Regions from separate parts of the Homo sapiens genome. Here region 2 is linked to region 1. The links are chromatin contacts, found by Hi-C or POLR2A ChIA-PET in ENCODE. All regions are on one chromosome and are shown on one strand. Each heading gives the region's core, a stretch centred on a gene start or an enhancer-like site at or near the end of the contact. The rest is flanking DNA. Distances are from core to core; before and after follow the strand shown.

Region 1 (2,883 bases), core at 97-2,596:
ATCAGGCCCTTCCAGTACCTTCTTCTCTTCCTAACAGCTGCTGGACAGGTCCTCCACAGGCCCAATAGTGAGCTGGGCCACCAAGGCATGGGGGAGGCCCCTCCATTTCTGCCTTTTTCACCATGGCTGGGGAAAGGGGCAAGCTCAGGGTTAACTGGAGTCCACAGGGTCATTCAGTTTGATGGAGTGCCCCAGGCTGTCCTGGGGCCTGGCCTGCCTCCCTCGCTGTCTGTGCCTGTTCATGTGGCTTTTGGTTTTGTGTTTCTTGGCTTGTGAGTTGTGGTTCCGGAATGAGGGGAGCCAGGCAGAGCCTCACCCTGGAACCAAGCAGTGGGGGGTCCTGAGAGCCCCCCCGGGAGCCCAGAGCTTCCTCTGTGGATGGTCTCCCCTCTGTGGCTCCAGTTTAGGGGACTTGGGACAGAACCTTTTGCCATCCCCTGCCCTATTTGTATTAGGGGCAGGCTGTTCTTGGTGGAATACAGTTTCTGTGTGGCTGACACAAGTGTGAACTGCTGACTTGCCTTTTGTGGCTGAGTTCTGAGGAGTTTTGCTGAGAACAGCGCAAGGGTTAGTAGGTCCCAGCTGTGAGAGCTGAGGGACTGCTGTAGTTGTAGAAGCTGCTTTTGTCAAGAGACTCTCTCAGGAAAAATGTTCTCTGGATTTCCAGACCCTTTTCTACTCTTTCCCCTATTCCCAATGTACCCCTGGCCCGCAGACCCCCCAAATTCCCTAGTGTGGACACAGAGCCCTACTCTGCCACCAGGCCTGCACCTGGCCGCGGGTCCAGATGCCAGAGACATTAAAGCATGTGTGCGTGCACACACACACAAACACACACCTACACACACATGCACACACATGAACACACACAAACACACGAACACAACACACATACACATACACACACATATGCACACACAAACACGAACACACACACACATACATATGCGTGCACATAGAGAACAGAGTATTCATGAGCCTGTAGTACATGCAAAAAAGCCAAGTTACGTTTTTAAAACTTTTCTATTGCACCAGAAATACAAGATGCCGCCTAGAACGTTGGGAGAAGAAGGTCCGCCCCGCAGCCGGCCCCCAGGCGGGCCCGCTTGTTTGGGCCTCTGCCTGCCCGCCGGGGGTGTCTGTATTTACATTCGTCCACACCCGCCACAAGGGTTCCTTTTTCCCCACGTGGCATCGTACTTGGGAATACTTGGTAAAGCAAACTCATCAAGCCCACAAACTCTTCTCAGAGGGCGCAGGAGCCCCGGGGCAGCCATTTCTCGGCGGGCTGGTGCCCCGTCGCGGCGGGAGGACGGCGTCCGGCTGCTCGGAGCGGGGCGCACCCTGGCGGCGGGCGAGGGAACTGCTCCTGCCCGCGGGTTGCATGGGGGCAGGTGCCCTCAGGAATAGGCTGGAGAGGTTGGCACGGCTCTCTGCTCTCCCGGGCTTCAGTGAGGGAGAGGAGCTGTTACATTTTGGCAAACAGCAGACCTTTCTTTCCCAAGCCCCCGGCTTCTAGCCACCATGGTTGACCGAGTTCTTTCTCTGCTGTAGGAGAAACAGGGCCCAGCCCCCGGCTTTGCCCAAGGGTCCCCCTGGCCCTCCTTCCCCGTCACTGCCTGGGAGTTAGTGATGACTGGGGAGGATTGGTTTTTGGGAGAGGGGCTGCAATGAGGAGTGTCACATTTTCTGAAGCGACAAGGAAGCCTCTGCACCCAGACCCTCACGTTCGTTCCCCCATCCAGTGTCCACCTGCCTGTCTCCCTCTAGCAAGTAAGTCCTCCCAGCCCAGCCCCTGACTTTGATGCAATCCCTCCCTGAGAACTGAGAGGGGCAAGTGCCCTGCCTTGAGCGATGGGAGTTCCTCTGTAGGGCCTTGTCACTTGGGGGATGGCAGGCCCCTCGCTGCTGGTTCCTGTTCCTGTCCCTGTGCTGGGGACAGCTGTGTGCAGCTGAAGAGAATTTTCAGGCCAAGCCTGAGGTTCAGGGTCTACTCCCTGACTGGAACAGAAGTAGACAGCACAAAAGACGTTACACTGGCCCTGAGCATGCCAAGGTCAGGAGGGTGGGGTTGGTGGGGGACCATGGATAGTCCCCAAGAACATTGACAGGAAAGACCTGGAGGCCCTTATGCACCTGAACTGTACTTCAGGAGCCAGGGTGGGGGCTGCAGCATCTTCCCTGATGCGTGCTCTCCGCAGTGGGGATCTGTCTATGCATACACCCTTACAACTTGCTGTTCCAGGCTGTCATCCCTGATTATTTTCCATCTCTGTCATTGAGGAAACAAGAATCTAAGAGGCATAGGATCTTGCCCTGGGTCTGGCAGCTGGCAATTGGCAGAGGGAGGATTCGAACCTGGGCCTGTATTTCCAAATCCCACCCTCAACACCACATTGAGGAACAGCCCCTTGAGGCTGAGCTCTGGCAATTCCTTTAGTCCTCAGTGTGGCCTCGAGGGAGAGGTTTGGAGCGAAGCCCTGGGCCTTTAGCTTTTGGGGTTTCCAGGACCCAGCAGAGGCCCAATTCCTGGCTGCCCCTGCTTGTACTCAGGGGTCTTGGGGTCTTTGGTCTTGAGGCCCCCATGGCCTCCATTGTGATGGAACCTAGTAGTTTGTGGCACACAGCCATTGGTTCTTCATCAACCAAGGAGGCAGGGCATGGAGGAGCCGCAGGTCCCAGGAGAGAGGAGGTGGCTGTGGGTCACCCAGCCAGGAGGTGCTGGAGGGAGTGCGAGCCCCATTTTCTGACCCTGACCCCAGCTGCCCCGCTTCATATTGCACTACCCAGTGTGTCTCTGTTCTCTTAGGTCCGACCTCTGAACGTAAGAGTGAATGAAAGGGAAACCAATAACGGGAAACTCAAAGGACAGGGGCCTCTGGG
Region 2 (2,883 bases), core at 244-2,743, 63 kb before region 1:
AACAAATAGACCCCCCAATGCCTGATGGCTCAAAAACAATTGAAGTTGATTTCTACCCACCCCAAAAATCCTAGCCAGTGCAGGTCAGCAGAGGCAGGCAGGGAGGACGGGAGGCCGGGCTCCCACAGTCATTCCGGGACCCGGCTGCCAGGGGCTCTGCCAGCTTCAGCTCAGGGCTTCCGAGGCTGCCCTGGGCCTTGGCGCCCAGACAGCTGGAGGAGGAAGGATCTCACAGGGCAGAGCTCTCCGGTCCAGGTCCGAGAGCCATGGTGTAACTTCCACTGAGACGCCGTTGCCTAGAGCTGGTGCCCATGGCCAGACCCCTGCAGGGCAGATGGGAAAATGCAGGCTAGCTGTGTGCTAGGGATGGAGGTGAAGTGGGTTTTGAGTAGGGTGGCCCATGTAATTCATCCTTCAAACCAGGACCTTGCTAAGAGTGAAAGGTGTGATCAAGTTGTGCCAGAAAGGCAGGCACCAACTGAGACAGGACAAACGGTCACCCTGGGTTTGTGAGCAAAAACAGGCAAAGACAAACAAGACAGTGTTCTTATTTTCCTCATTGCCTGTAGAAGAGGAAAGCATGCGACCCGGCCTGTTCTACGCTTGGTTGTATTTCTCACACTTGTCAATATACCCGGGTCTGTTTATGCAGACAGCCTCTACTGAGTGGTTGTTTTTGTTTAACTTTTGCACAATGAACCTTAATGCATCTTTGTTTATTGAGCCAGTTCCTACAGATGGACACAAGTCATTTCAGCCTTTTCAATCACAAACAATGGTGCGGTGTTTTATACTGCACAGACATCATTTTAGGTCCAGTTTAAATAGTAGTAGTGTAGGCCAGGTGCGGTGGCTCACGCCTGTAATCCCAGCACTTTGGGAGGCTGAGGTGGGTGAATCACCTGAGGTCAGGAGTTCGAGACCAGCCTGGCCAACATGGTGAAACCCCGTCTCTACTGAAAATACAAAAATTAGCTGGGTGTGGTGGTGCGTGCCTGTAGTCCCAGCTACTCGGGAGGCTGAGGCAGGAGGATTGCTTGAATCCGGGAGGCGGAGGTTGCAGTGAGCTGAGATCACGCCATTCACTCCGCCTGGGCAGCAGAGTGAGACTCCATCTCAAAAAAATTAAATACATAAATAAATAAATAGTAGTAGTCATGAAATGAACACTTATGCCTTTACCATCTGTGAACATATGCATCTCAGATTAATGCATTATAGAGTTTTTCTTATTTCTGTACTTTATATAAATAAGATCAGATTCAAGGTATTCTTTTTGTTATTTTTCTTTTCTTTCTCTATTTTTTGATTTGGGATCGTTCTCTGTCACCCAGGCTGGAGTGCAGGGGCACAATCTTGGCTCACTGCAACCTGGAACTCCTGGGCTCAAGTGATCCTCCCGTCTCAGCCTCTCGAGTAGCTAGGACTATGGCCATGTGCCACTACACCCTCTAAGTTTTCTTTTTCTTTTTTTTTTTTCTGTAGAGATGGAGTCTTGGTATGTTGGCCAGGCTGGTCTCAAATTCCTGGGCTCAAGTGATCCTCCCGCCTCAGCCTCCCGGATTGCTGAGACTGCAGGCCTCTTTCGGGTGGTCATTCTGGCTGGCTGCAGGTATTCTTTTTAAATTCTGTGTTCTCCTCACTGTTGCTCAAAATTATGATTTTTGACACATGCGTCCATTGAATGAATGTTAGATTCCATTGAATGACTGTACAGTTTAAAAAATAGTTGAGTTTACTTTTGAGGGTTCTTTGGACCATGGCCAGTGTTTTGTGTTTTGGACCGTGCTGTACAGACACTCTCTGTCCTTTCGTGCCCGTGTGCAGCGTTTTCACTGTGGTTACGCCCGACAGCAGATGTGCTTCCTCTCAGGACAGGTATGTATTTCCTGTTGCTTCCCATTCTCCTCTTGACTTTCTTTTGCATTTCAGGCTAAGCAGCTTTTCACGTCTTTGCAATTTGAGTTTCCTCATTTGTAAATGCCCCTCTGAGTCTTTTGCTCATTTTCCTATTATATTGTTTATCTTTTCCTTATTAGATTAGCGGGGTTCTTTCTGTATTTTGAATACAAATTCTGTGTTGCTCATTATTGTTGAAATATTGTCAGCTTGTGACTTGTCTTTTCCCTCTTTATGACGTCTTTTTTTACTTTTATTTTTTATTTATTCTTATTATTTTTTATTTTTTAGTAGAGATGAGGTTTCGCCATGTTGGCCAGGATGATCTTGAACTCCTGGCCTGAAGTGATCCCTTTGCTTTGGTTTCCCAAAGTGCTGGGATTACAGGCATGAGCCGTAGCACCCGGCCTTTATGGTGTCTTTTGATAACAGAAGTTCATAAATGTAACGCGGTCAGGCTGGTCGATCTTGTCCTTAGGGTTGGTGCTTTTTGGTTTTGTGCTTGAGGATCCTCCCCCAGCTGTGGTCCCAAGCACCCCCTCACCCAGAGCAGGCAGTGACTTGGATGTTTGGGTAGCGAGCTCTGGGTCAAGTTCCTGGCCCACACCTGCCAGGAACACTCAGCTCTGACTTGCCGTGGAGCCCCCTGTGCCTACTTTGCTGTCCACCCTGGGTGGGTGTGCCCCTGATGCACTGCTGTCAGCTTCCCCTTTGGATCTGGAATTTTATTTTTCTGTCTAACGTGCTTGTCCCCGGTTGGACTGGCCTGTATTCCTTGGGCAACCCAGCAGGTGGCTTGGCCTTTGGACAATTAGCTCCTCTGCTCCCCTGAGGAAGGGAAGGAAAGCCCCAGCGAGTGGTGGAGTTGGCTTCCGAGACACTTTCCAGTGACAGGTCTCTCCGGAGCTGGGGTCTCAGGGCAGGGCCTGCAGGGAAACGTGGACTCACTGGGGAGGAAGTATAGCTTGGCTCTGGGTTTGACGA

Evidence for each region. Hi-C counts contacts between places; a loop is a spot of excess contacts on that map. ChIA-PET counts read pairs that join two places held with the same protein, here RNA polymerase II (POLR2A). Pooled maps may share reads with other maps.
Region 2: a loop to region 1 is called in a map of HepG2, with 4 times the contacts of the local background. The contact joins the promoter of LRRK1-AS1 here to the enhancer-like site in region 1. A Hi-C loop is called at or near these places in 5 of 168 maps with a recorded cell type or tissue (HepG2, K562, Right ventricle myocardium inferior and 2 more), 4 of 37 single-sample maps with no recorded cell type and 8 of 50 pooled maps. POLR2A ChIA-PET finds 5 or more read pairs at or near these places in 5 of 52 experiments (HEK293, HepG2, activated CD4-positive, alpha-beta T cell and 2 more).

What each region holds. Positions count from the first base shown.
Region 1 is chr15:101,087,419-101,090,301 of GRCh38, reverse strand. All of the region lies in intron 1 of LRRK1-AS1 (LRRK1 antisense RNA 1), which reads left to right. Among named protein-coding and RNA genes, the nearest start is that of LRRK1-AS1, 63 kb to the left of the region's middle. RefSeq lists a silencer at 1,190-1,429. Within about 2 kb of position 1,346, at least 4 of the 41 ENCODE cell types and tissues checked have a DNase peak (open chromatin) inside an H3K27ac peak, as active enhancers do.
Region 2 is chr15:101,150,449-101,153,331 of GRCh38, reverse strand. LRRK1-AS1 (LRRK1 antisense RNA 1) reads left to right here and starts at 1,493. Exons shown (of 3, transcript XR_001751724.2): 1 at 1,493-1,612.